Linked DNA regions of Homo sapiens: region 2 is linked to region 1. Evidence: chromatin contacts called from ENCODE Hi-C data. All regions are on one chromosome and are shown on one strand. The core of a region is the stretch at or near the end of the contact, and the rest is flanking DNA. Distances in the headings are between cores, read along the strand shown. Region 1 holds the start of TBL1XR1 (TBL1X/Y related 1). Region 2 holds the start of ZNF639 (zinc finger protein 639).

What was found. Hi-C counts contacts between places; a loop is a spot of excess contacts on that map. Pooled maps may share reads with other maps.
Region 2: a loop to region 1 is called in a pooled map, with 8 times the contacts of the local background. The contact joins the promoter of ZNF639 here to the promoter of TBL1XR1 in region 1. A Hi-C loop is called at or near these places in 9 of 50 pooled maps.

What each region holds. Positions count from the first base shown.
Region 1 is chr3:177,195,342-177,201,869 of GRCh38, forward strand. It overlaps TBL1XR1 (TBL1X/Y related 1), which reads right to left and starts at 2,141. Exons shown (of 16, transcript NM_024665.7): 1 at 1,780-2,141. RefSeq lists silencers at 1,183-1,232, 1,713-1,812, 1,923-2,112, 2,353-2,732 and enhancers at 1,718-2,227, 2,228-2,735.
Region 2 is chr3:179,320,736-179,327,029 of GRCh38, forward strand. ZNF639 (zinc finger protein 639) reads left to right here and starts at 2,296. Exons shown (of 6, transcript NM_001303426.2): 1 at 2,296-2,556. RefSeq lists silencers at 2,026-2,465, 2,496-2,635 and enhancers at 3,206-3,255, 4,297-4,396.

The sequences.
Region 1 (6,528 bases), core at 891-3,390:
AACTATTTGGGAAGCTTGCCATCAACTCCCATGATACCACCCAACCCACACCATGTTTTCGGGGAGACAAAGGTGCCCTACTTCCCCAGACTATAAACTATTAAAATGGTGAGAACATACAATCCCAGGAAGTCGGCATTACTAAAATACATCAATGTAGCATGGGTCTTATTTTAACAAAAATGAAAATGAATCACACTGGAAAACCCAAACAGTCACTCATTGTATCTTCAACGTGTAATCGAAATTATTTATTCCAAGTTATTTCAGGTAAGTAGATGAACACACCACGAGGGCCTTATTATCCAAACTGGTGAAGAAGCCTTTAGGAAAAACGGAGGGGGAAGATCACTTAATTATATGAGGTGGGGGGTAGAGCAACCATTCAGTCTTAAAATTCAAACTAAAAATAACCTGGCATTTTCACCCCCCACATTTTATTAACAAGCTTGTTTAGATCAGCATACGGTTCCTGTTTGGAAAACAAGAAAGTGAATAGTAAACTTTCCTAAGTCAACTGTAAATCACATAGGTACTAAAACTCTTCACCCCTGGTGCCTGCACAGTCCAAGATTTCAAGTAAACTCCAGACACTGAGAACACCTAATTTTTAACTAGTTTCCAACATTTCTCATTTGTAATCACCAAATTATCTTAGAGACACTTAGATAACCTAACAAAGAGAGCATTTTTTAAAAGCCACAACCCAAATTTTACATGAAATACACCATTTTCACAACCTAAATTTAATCCCGGTTGCCACTGCGAAGTGATGCCTGTTTCAGCAAATTAAGAACTTCCAAAAATACTGAACACGTTAACACATGCATGGCTTCCCTCGAGCTGCCATTTAAGATTAATATTCCACTTAAATAAAAGTCTGCTTCTGTTCAAAAAATTAAATCGGTTGCAAAGAGGAAGTTACCGAGAAACCACCCTCACAACGTGGCCTTTACACTGTCAGAAAATAACGTGACTCTGTGCCACCCAAAACTTACCAGGAAGCTGGCAATAACTTTGCCAATTCTACACTCCTGAACCCAACTTCAAAGAGCCTCCACCAAATACCTCCTTAAGACGATAAAAAGCACTAAGTTACAAATAAACACGTCCCGGAGCAAGGCCCGGCTGCCGCGCGCCCCTCCCCCGGCCGGCGCCCCCGCCCCGGACGCGCGGCCCCAACAGCCGCCCGCAGCCCCCAGCACGCCGGCCGGGGTCGCCGCGCCCGGGCCGGGGACGCGCCCGGGGAGGGGAGATTTCCATTGCCGCCCGAGGTTTCACAAAATAGCATGCACCGAAAAGCTCCTTCTCCTCTGCTAAAAATAGGCTATAAAGGAGTCGGCCTCATGATGGCTCCTTGATTCAATTTGCTGCAAATCCTTTCCTGAAAGCCTCCCCCCCCAAACACACACGCACAAAAAGGGGGTGTAAATGCACGAAGGGAGGAAGAGGGGGAGAAGGCCGAGGTGCACATTTTCGGGGACAACATAATTAGGGTGAGGATCCCCCGAGACCGGGAAAGGGTAGGGGGGTGGGCAGGCACGTGAGCATTTCAAAGAAACCTGAGAGAGGAAAACGGGGGGATGGGGGCGCCCCAAGTGCCCTCCCTGCCTTCCCTTCCCCCACGCAAGCCCAGTTCCCCCAAGGGCCAAGTTGAAAAATGCATGTTCCACTCGCGCCCATCCCCCCGCGGCCCAGCGCCCCCGGCCGCCTCTGGCCCGCGCCCCCCGCCCAGGCCCCCGGCCGCCCCCACTCCAGGGTCCGGCCCCCAGCGCTTACCTGGAAACGGTGGCCTCCAACGCCGCTCCCCCCTCCCGGGAATGGAGGCACAAGGAAATTCCCCTCCTCGCCGCCGCCGCCACCGCCTCCAACCACCCCCAAAATAACCCCTCCGGGGGGTGAGAGGCAATTATAACCCCAGCGAGCGGAGGGCGCGGGGGATGGGCGCCGGGCGGGCGGGGGCGGGGAGCGCGGCGCGGGTCCCCAGGTGGCGAGCGGAGGTGCTCCCGCCGCGGGGGGAGGGGCGGGGGCGCACGCGGCCGGCGGCGGGGGGAGGCGGCGCGCGGGGGAAGGGCGCGAGCGGGGAGAGGAATTGAGGCAGAAGGTAAAAGCTGTTACTAAGGGAAAGAGCCAAACGGTTCGGAGCAGCCAACGGCTCAGACACTCAACACTGGGGAGAGAGGAATGGGGACCAGCCAGGCACAAATGAGCTCGCGAGGCCCGCGGCGGCGGCGGCGGCGGCGGCCGCGCAGCAAAACAAACCCGAGCGGCCTGCGCCGGGCGGGCGGGCGAGCGGGCGGGCGGGCGCGCGGGGGAGGGGCCGGCGGGGGAGGGGCGCCGCGGACGCCGGGAGGCGGCGGCGGCGCGGCGGGGGGGCTCCAGCGGCCGCGCTCCTCTCCTTCCCGGCCCGCTCTGGCGGCACTGGGGGCTGGGCTGTGCGGCGCATTCTTTTAAAAATCAGGCGAGCCCCGCGGGCACTCGAAGGCGCCTCGGGGCCCCGGGCCGCCCGCCCCGCCCCCACCGCCGCGGGCCGGCCTGGGTGTGCTCGGGTGTGGGCCGCTGGGCCCGAGACGGGTGGGGGCGGGGAGGCCCGCGCGGTGGCCGGGGTGGAGCCGCCGGCGAAGTTTCCCCAAGGACGCCGCGGGCTCCCGCGTGTCCGGGGGGCGGCCCGGCGGCGTTGGGGGCTGGGCGCACACGCGGCGGGCATGTGGGGGAGTGCGGCGCGGCATCATATGGACATTTGTTTGTGAAAATCTCTGTGAACACCTTTGTGTGCGTAAATACATATGGTTCTCCGAAGCGTACCTGGAAAGGTGCTTTATCTGTAATAAGCGACTTTCAAAATGTGATCCAGAGCACGGGATCTGGAGAGAAAACACGCACACAAGAAAAGGTTTTTGATACTAAACACAAAGCTGTAATTGAAGTATTTATGCCCAAATGTACTGTGAATCAAGCATATGGTGGTATTTATCATCTGGTGGGTCTGTTTGAAAGGTTTGCTCGATCAGTTCTTATTTCACAAAAATAAAATAATGTAACTAAATGTTTACTAAATATATACCTGCACAGTGGCATCCACAGTAGAAGTTTATCCACTTTGTGTACTTTTTGCATGTGTGAAGCACAGCAAGGCGGTTTATAAAGTATAACTTAGATGAGTGATAATGTGGCAGTATGGTTGAGGGAGGGTTGTTTTTAAAGAAGGGAGGCACCTCACAGGTTTTAAAGCAAATGGGGTGGTAATCTTTCTAAGACTTTCAGAAAGATGGGGTAGGGTGCTTTTTAGAGCTTTGTATAAGCTCAGGACTGGAGAAGCAGCCACCCTTTTACATTAAGATACGACTTGAAACCTTTTTGTTATTTCGCTTATTACTGCCTTCAAAGCAAAATAATGTTTGCAGCTTTCTTAAAGGTGAAGGGTTCTGTTTTCCTACTTTCATCAGAATATTTGAAAATAGATGTAGTGATCACTTTAAAGCAACCATCATTTCCTCTCAATATCAGAAACCTGAAGTTTTGCGACACACACACACACACACACACACACACACACACACACACACTACTCGTAACTTGCACCAGTCTGGACTCCTGGTGGCCTAATAAGTTCAGTAATTAGACAGGTGCTTTCTTGGCCAAGGTCAATGTCTCTTTCCCCCCTGAGCCCTTGCTTGGGGGAGCTGCCAGAGGCCTTTCCTGAATGACCTAGTGGGGCAGGGAGCAGGAAAACCATCAGAGGAAAGGGAGTGGGATTGGAAACTCCCTTCCAACCACCAGAGAGTTCAAAGCATATTAGTGGTGTGTCCTTAGAGCTATTTTCATGTATGAAAGTGGGAATGTTGGATTAAACAATGTCACCCGATGGGAATTTAGATAACTGCAGGTTTCCAAAACACTATGCAGAGTGTACAGGGAAACCGCACAAAGCAAGTTTTGCATTTCAATAGGATTCTAAAGCTGAGGCTTGTTTACCTCAGAACTAACACCTTTCAGAAGACTTTATTTCAGAATTGAAAAGAGTATATAGTATCTTCCTTTTTTTTTTTTTGAGTTGATAAATGACGTAGATATCACTAAACATACCCTGTCTTCAGTAAGTAAACTATCTCGGTGGAGCCACTCAATGAAACATATCTATTGGCTTAGATTATTTTTTAAGTTTCATATTGTGCCACCACGGGCGGGTCCTCTCCATACAGCAGTGACTGTAAAATCAAACCCCACTTTCAGTGAGTGAGGACTTCTCAACCATACCATTCTTAAAGCGTCATATTCAAAGCTGCCCACCCCACCCCTTCTCCTTCCCCTAAATGACTTCTATCCCTTATTCCACAAGGGAGGAGACACCCTCCTTCAGGTTCATAGGATCAGGTCTTCCAGCCTGAAGTTCTTATACCCTACACCAAGCTGCCTCCTAAAGTTGTTCAGTGTTAGTTGAGCCTCCTCACAATGATAATAATCCATGCATTTGTTTATATCCCTGTAGTTTACAAGACATTTCTGTGCGTAAATGACTGCATTTAAATATGAAGATCATCGAGGCTGGGGACTTACAAATCCGTTGCAGTAAAATGTACTTTACTCACCACTGTTGGATCATACTAATTGAAGAGAGAGGAGAGAGCAGGAGTACATTTTTTTTTTTTAGGTGGAGTTTCGCTCTTGTCGCCCAGGCTAGAGTGCAATGGCGGAATGTCGGCTCACTGCAACCTCTGCCTCCCAGGTTCAAGCGATTCTCCTGTCTCAGCCTCCCGAGTAGTTGGGATTACAGGCATGCACCACCACGCCTGGCTAATTTTGTATTTTTAGTAGAGATGGGGTTTCTCCATGTTGGTCAGGCTCGTCTCAAACTCCCGACCTCAAGTCATCTGCCTGCCTCAGCCTCCCAAAGTGTTGGGATTACAGGCGTGAGCCACTGTGCCCGGCAGCCTGGAGTGTTTTTAAACAAACAAACAAAAATAGGGGCACCCAAATGTGGAAAGGCCTTGATTCTTCCAGCAAAGGGGGTTTTAAATCAGATCATATTTTGATCCCTTTGATTTTTATATTCTGGAAACTATCTGAAACAACAGTGTGGCTTCAATGTTAAATACTCAGAGAAATAAACCATCACTCAAAGGTCATATGTATTGTCGCCTCGCCCTCTAGCTGTCCCAACATATCCAGCATAAAGGATCAGGGCTGCACCAAAATACAAGCAATGATTAGACTCACTGGGTGAGGAAAGGACAAAGAAGGAACTATTGTTACTAATATTCAGTACTTTGTCCTAATCTAACACTCCCATTACACTTTGAATTAAATGTTAATGTGTTTCTAGAAAGGAGATATTACTGTATTACTAAGAAATTGTAAAGCAAAGGAACACATTAAGTTCTCCGCTGGGTGTGGTGGTTCACGCCTGTAATCCTAGCATTTTGGGAGGCTGAGGTGGGCAGATCACTTGAGGTCGGGAGTTCAAGACCAGCCTGGCCAACATGGTGAAACCTCGTCTGTACTAAAAATACAAAATATTAGTCGGGCGTGGTGGCGGGTGCCTGTAATCGCAGCTACTTGGGAGGCTGAGGCAGGAGAATCGCTTGAACCCTGGAGGCGGAGGTTGCAGTGAGCCGAGATAGTGCCACTGCACTCCAGCCTAGGCGACAGAGTGAGACTCCGTCTCAAAAAAAAAAAGTTCTCTCTTGAATTTTCTAGCTAATTACTCAATGAAGAGAAACCTCATACCAGTAACTGTTATCAGAAGTTACTATATATTGTAAAATGGCTAAACAAATCCTGACTTGTTTTGCCGGGTGCAGTGGCTCACACCTGTAATCCCAGCACTTTGGGAGGCCGAGGCGGGCGGATCACGAGGTCGGGAGTTCGAGACCAGCCTGACCAACATGGTGAAACCCCGTCTCTACTAAAAATTCAAAAATTAGCTGAGCGTGGTGGCACATGCCTGTAATCCTAGCTACTCAGGAGGCTGAGGCAGAAGAATGGCTTGAAACCGAGAGGGGGAGGTTGCAGTGAGCCGAGATCTTGCCATTGCACTCCAGCCTGGGCGGGTGACAGAGTGAGATTACATCTCAAAAAAAAAAAAAAAAAAAAAACAAATCCTGACTTGTTTTATTTCAGTAATATTTTTCCGAGAGGAGTGTGGCATGGCAAGATAGCCTACACATTTGCAACTTTCATCGCTAAAGACATGGAACATTTTAAATTGAAACTGCTTCAATCCCAGGACTACAGGGTCTCATTACTATATATATTTTTAAATCATCATGATGTTTTAAATTGTTTACATTAGCTCATCTACATAAAGTATTCAAAACAAACTTAATTGTATAAAAAAGACATTTGATACCAAAAATATTCTCCTAGTGCTATAACTCATTTTATATTCTTTACTCACCCTGGAATTCAGTGGCTTTACGTCTGTAGCGTTTACCCCCAGGCGTCTTGCTGATACTCTGTGATGTTTCCGTTTCATTTTGACTTACCTTGTGCAATTCTTTGTGGTTCTTCCGAGATGAGGCACATGCC
Region 2 (6,294 bases), core at 1,046-3,545, 2.1 Mb after region 1:
AAAACACACAAACAAACAAACAAAAAACATAAAGAATGCTCGTGCTATACTAATTGGAAAAAAGAACCTGTTAGAAAAAAACACAGCCAATATTCTAATTTTGAAAACAAATTTTTATGTCAGTATAGGTATAAAAATAACGGAAAGATAGAAAGCAAAATGTTACCATTGATGAGCTCAGGGTTGTGAGATTATGGTAAATTTACTTTTGCTCTTTGTACTTTTCTGTTGTCTCCATTCTGTACTAAAAACGTAACTATTTTCTAATCAGGAAGAAATTAAGTGGCCGGGCGCGGTGACTCGCGCCTGTAATCCCAGCACTTTAGGAGGCCAAGGCGGGCGGATCACTTGATGCCAGAAGCTCAAGACCAGCCTGGCCAATATGGTGAAATCTCAGCACCACTAAATATACAAAAATTAGCCAGGTGTGGCAGCTCGCGCCTGTAATCTCAGCTAATCTGAAGGGTGGGGCACGAGAATTGCTTGAATTTAGGAGGTGGAGATTGCAGTGAGCCGATATCCCATCTCTGTACTGGAGCCTGGGCGACAGAGTGAGACCGTGAGAAAGAAAAAAGAAAAAAAAGAAAAGGAAGGAAGGAAAGGAAGGAGAAATTAAGCTATTCTACAAGTGTGTGAAAAAGTTGGAAGAACGATGTTTTAATAGCCCTGAATCAAATTTATAATAGTATTTAACAAACTCTACAATTTAGCACTCTTGAGATTTTAGGGTTTTATCCCAGCTATCACCCTCCCTTGGAGCGGGAGATGAGGAAAAGAGGGACCCAAAAATGAAACTGAAAAACACTCCAGCTAATCAAGAACTTGAAATTGCTTGCAATTTGTGACTATGTTAAACAACATCTAAACAAAGTCAAGCTCCTCTAAGTGCAAACAATACGTGGGATGCTGGGGAGAGTGTGCGTTTACTTTCACTACAAAATGTTTTGGAGTAAAACTTCATTTTGAAATATAAAGATTTTGTTGGACACAAGGCTATGTGGTAAGGCAAAATGGTAAGATGGTGGCATGACACCCCCTTGTGGTTTCCACCGATTCCCGGTTCTGTGCTAGATACTAACTATTCTAGGATTTAAAAATGTCTCTACATTTCTTCGAACTTTAATTCGGGCCATACTAGCATTCGTGAGCATTTATTTGAGCTGAGTACGCACATAAAACTTAGGAGGTCATAAAAACTGAGCCTCACAAACAAGTAGTGTCTCTTTCAAATATAGCTTTATCTCCTGGGGGATGGTGAAGGGATCAGAGTAAAGTCTGTGATTATTACTTTCCAGCGATTGATTGGTTGATTGGCATGTGGTTGTCAGAAAAAGCAGTGGACGTGAACAAAGAGACATCATTGCAGCCCTAACTATCCGAGTGACCTTGGGTACCTGATAATCCACATGGCTCTCAGTCATCCTCTTAACCGTTTGAACCTCAGGGGTTTAGGCTACCAAAATGAATTAAGACCCAGTCTTTAGCTTCTCACACATTTACTTTTCCATTTTGTAAAATGTGACTAAAAACCTCAACTCATTGTCAAAAGGACTGAATTAAACATATCACCACACTTGCACAGAGATCATTTATGGAACCATGTTCACAAATTTATTTATGCTCGTGTAATTTAATCATTTCTACAGCTGCTCAAAGAAAGTCAAAGTCGAGAAAGGACTTAAATCGTCGAGTCCAGTCCCCCTTAACTCCTCATTCATTCCACTATTTCTCGAGCCAAGGAATCGGGTGAAACTCAACAACGACTCGCAGTCTTCAGGTTTCACCCTCTTGCCCTGAGGGCAGCATCCTAGCCCTAGGTGGTTCTCTGGTGTGGCCTCAGTAAAACCGTGACGAGGTCCTCGGCCTCTCTGTCCCCAACAGGCGGCTGGCACACTTCGGGGTCTGAGATGCCATCTGCCTTGCCTAACCTGGGCAAGACCACTCGCGTCCTTTCCCTTGAGGAGCAGCGTGGGAAAGGTGCCGCTGCGCGCCACGTTTCTCCCAGTTCCCCAGGGCTTGAAGGGGCGGTGGAGGCGGGCGGGATAAATTCGCTGGCCGCCTGGCGTGGAGTAATCCTAGAGGGTGGGATCGCCCTCGGGGCTCGGGAGGGGCTCTTCCCCGCCCAGAAGGAGACTGCGGCGGCGCAAGGCCTCCGGCAGGGGGCGCGGGCCGCTGGGCCTCCCCCGGGGCTGCGGGCCGGTGGTCCCTCCCAGGCCGCGTGTGCGGTGCGTTCGCGCAGCCCGCTCCCTGCCCCCACCTCACCTCGTCACCTCCCCGCCCTCTCGGCGGGCCCCTGAGGTGCGCGGCGCAGGCGCGGAGCGTGGCGGCCAGGGCAGTGCGGCCGCGGAGCCTAGGCCAGGGGCCTGGCGCTCAGGGCGTGGGGCGCGCGGGGAGGGAGAGGGGTCGGCCCAGCACAGCGTCCGGGAGCGCTAGGGCCGGAGCAGCGCTGCCCGCCGCCGTGCGTCCGCGGGAAGGACCGCGCGGCCCCTCCGCCTGCGCTCTCGGCCGCCGCCGCCTCTGCGTGGGCCGGCCGGGAGGGCCTCGGGGGACTGACTGGTGAGTGTGAGGGAGGAGCGGGTGGGTCGGGCGCTGGACTGCTCCAGGGGACGCGGGCGTGCGGGCGCATCTTCTAACGGGAGAGGGCGGGAGAGACCGGAGCTCCCTTTATACGGAAACTCTGCCTTCGTTATATGGCGGGATGGCGTTCCCCTCCCCCATCCCGAAGGCAGTTCCACCCCCTGCGCAGGACGCCTTGGCCGGGCTCCCCTCGGCCCCCTGCTGCCGTTGTCTTTACGGAACCTTTGGTGTCGGGGCTTGGAAGTCTCCTTGGCGCCGGCTTCTGGGCCCGGGCGAAGCTGGTGCGTGGCGCCGGGGTGGAGGCGGCTAAGTCCCAGGGACTTCTGCCCTGCGCCTCCGACGGGCATTTGTCTGGCTGCGTCCGGGCTCGGGACGATCCTGGGTCCTCGCTGGCGCTGCGGCCCTGCCCGGCGGCTTCGTGACCTCCGGCGGCGAATCCCCGGGCTCGCGCAACGAGTTGTAGCCGCGGAGAGCAGGCGTCGATGCTGGCGCCCAAAGCCTCCAGCCTGAGAGTCGCCTCACTCGTGTGACGGTGCTTAGAAACCCCCTTTTTTGGTTTTGTCTTTAAGTACTGTCTAGGGAAACGAATCATTTGAAGCAGTTTATGCCTTTTTTGTTTTTTTCGAAGAGAAAGATTTATGCCGGACTGAAAAATAGCGAATCAAGTATTTAGTGACCGTGTGATATTGCAGTAAAGACTGCCTCCACGTTGGACATGTAGTGGATTCTAGTTCAGGCTCTCCTGCAACATGTTTTTGTTTCAATTCTTTTACAATTTAAAGCATATGCTTATTTTAATGAGAACGAAAAAGAAAGCTTAACTCTTTTTAAACTCGTTAAAAATGGAGTTATTTACTGTAAAGACGTCTTACAGCAATTAGGAAGAATATACATTGCATGAAAGGCCTTTTGAAACGTTTATCTATTTGATGATTGCTGACTGCCTGTTGTATGTATTCTATTTTGTGCATAGACTTTCTTGTTGGTTGAAAAAAATGACAGGTGGAAAGATGTTGGTTTCTAGGTGATATAAAAAATTTTTAAACATTTTTCTGATTTTTCTGCAGTGACACGTGTTACATATGTCGTTTGTATTTCAGAGGGAGGGGGGACTGTGATAGGTTGCTTGTGATTCAGAATCTTCCTGCTAAGAAGACTAGTGAGCAAATGTTTATGACATCCTTGAGTAGAAAGCTAAGTTTTTTCAAGGCTGTTATGCACACAAAAGGCACATAAAAATGATTGCTAAAATGAAGGATGGTTAGCATTTTTGGTCTTGAGTAGGCATCACCATTGTGCTGAAAGGAAGTCCGATAGACATTTGGTTATCGTTCGGCCCTAAGTAGGAGTCAGACCCTTCCTGATCCGTGTGCCTCCTCCTCTCACCTAACAGCCTGAATCCAGGCCAGCTTGCAACGTTGATTTTAATACCACGCTTGGTTTCCTTTTCTTACTTTTATTCTTCAAGTTGCAAAGAACTTGAGATGCATTCTGAAATAACAAGAGACTACTTAACATGTTCGGCTGAGTGTTTTCAGTGTTCTCCCTGATACTTTTAGAGTATTTAGAACATGAAGTGTGAAGCTTTGGGCTATATGAATCGTAATAGCTCTTCTCTTTTTGATTTTTGAATGCAGTGAATTGAGATGGTTACTCAAGGAATGATTGTTTACATTGTTAGGTGAGGCGTTTGATTTTATTCTTTTTTCTTTCTTTCTTTCTTTTTTAGACAGAGTTTCACTCCTGTTACCCAGGCTGGAGGACAATGATGTGATCTCGGGTCACCACAACCTCCGCCTCCCGGATTCAAGCGATTCTCATGCCTCAGCCTCCCGAGTAGCTCAGATTACAGGCATGTGCCACCACGCCCGGCTAATTTTGTATTTTCAGTCGAGACGGGGTTTCCCCATGTTGGTCAGGCTAGTCTTGAATTCCCGACCTCAGGTGATCTGTTCGCCTCGGCCTCCCAAAGTGCTGGGATTACAGGCGTGAACCACTGCACCCGGCGAGGTGAGGTATTTTATATATTGGTATCATTTCTGTACATTTCATGGTTGTCTGTTTCTTTAGGCTATTCTGTTCCCCTTCTCCCAACTGGTAGCTAAGAACTGGAAGCAAGATGTGCATGCATTTTCATCTCTGGTTCTCCCACTTATTAGTTGACTTAACTTTCACTAAGGCTGTTTCCACATCAGTAAAAATGTAAATGGGTTTGATAGTAACTCCTCCATGTACCGCACAGGACCATTTTGAAGATGAAATAGAATAAGGGTTAGGAAAATGCTTAATAAACTGAAAAGGCCGGGCGCGGTGGCTCACGCCTGTAATCCCAGCACCTTGGGAGGCCGAGGCGGGCAGATCACGAGGTCAGGAGATCGAGAACATCCTGGCTAACACGGTGAAACCCCGTCTGTACTAAAAATACAAAAAATTAGCCGGGCGCCTGTTGTCCCAGCTACTTGGGAGGCTGAGGCAGGAGAATGGCATGAACCCGGGAGGCGGAGCTTGCAGTGAGCCAAGATAGCGCCACTGCACTCCAGCCTGGGCGAAAGAGCGAGACTCTGTCCGAAAAAAAAGTAAAAATAAAATAAACTGAAAAAGCACTATCTCATTCCCTGCTGTATTATATCACTTCAGTGCTGATATACCCAGAACTTAGTGAAGCAGCAAAAATAGTATGTGCACCTCAGCTAGAACACCTGTCATGTGTATCACCTTGGTGTTAAGAGCATTATAGGCCGGGCGCGGTGCCTCGTGCCTGTAATCCCAGCACTTTGGGAGGCTGAGGTGGGCGGATCACTTGAGGTCAGGAGTTCAAGACCAGCCTGGCTAACATAGTAAACCCCCGTCTCTACTAAAAATACAAAAATTAGCTGGGTGTGCTGGCGGGTACCTGTAATCCCAGCCTCCTGCTGGCGGGCGCCCGTAATCCCGGCCACTCAGGAGGCTGAAGCAGGAGAATCGCTTGAGCTGGGGAGGCAGAGGTTGCAATGAGCCAAGATCGTGCCACTGCACTCCAGCCTGGGTGACAGAGCAAGACTCCGTTTCAAATAAATAAATAGATTAATAAATAAAGTTGGGTAAACCTTTATTCAAATCCCAACCCCAGCATTTACTGAGTATCTAGCTTTGACTTTACTGTGCCTCAGTTTCCTCAATAACAGGAACTATAATTTTGAGAGGGTGATGTGAATTTTGCATCTCATACGATTACATAGGATTAAATGAGATAAAGTATGTTCACAGCCTGGTACATAATTGGTGGTCAGTAAATTATTATTATCACTTTTACTTTTTTCTTTTTTTGTTTTGTTTTGATTTTTTGTTTTTGAGAGAGAGTCTTGCTCTGTTGCCCAGGCTGGAGTGCAGTGGCACGATGTCAGCTCACTGTAGCCCTCCGCCTCCCAGGTTCAAGCCATTCTCCTGCCTCAGCCTCTTGAGTAACTGGGATTGCAGGTGCGCACCATCACACCCGGCTGATTTTTGTATTTTTAGCAGAGACGGGATTTCACCATATTGGCCAGGCTGGTCTCGATCTTTTATTTCTTAAATAAATAATCTATAAGGGCTGTAACAGTTTAAAGTTTATAATTTGGGCCAGGCAAGGTGACTCACGCCTGTAATCCCAGCACTTTGGGAGGCCCAGGTGGGTGGATCACCTGAGGTCAGGAGTTTGAGACCAGCCTGGCCAACATGGTGAAACCCCGTCTCTGCTAA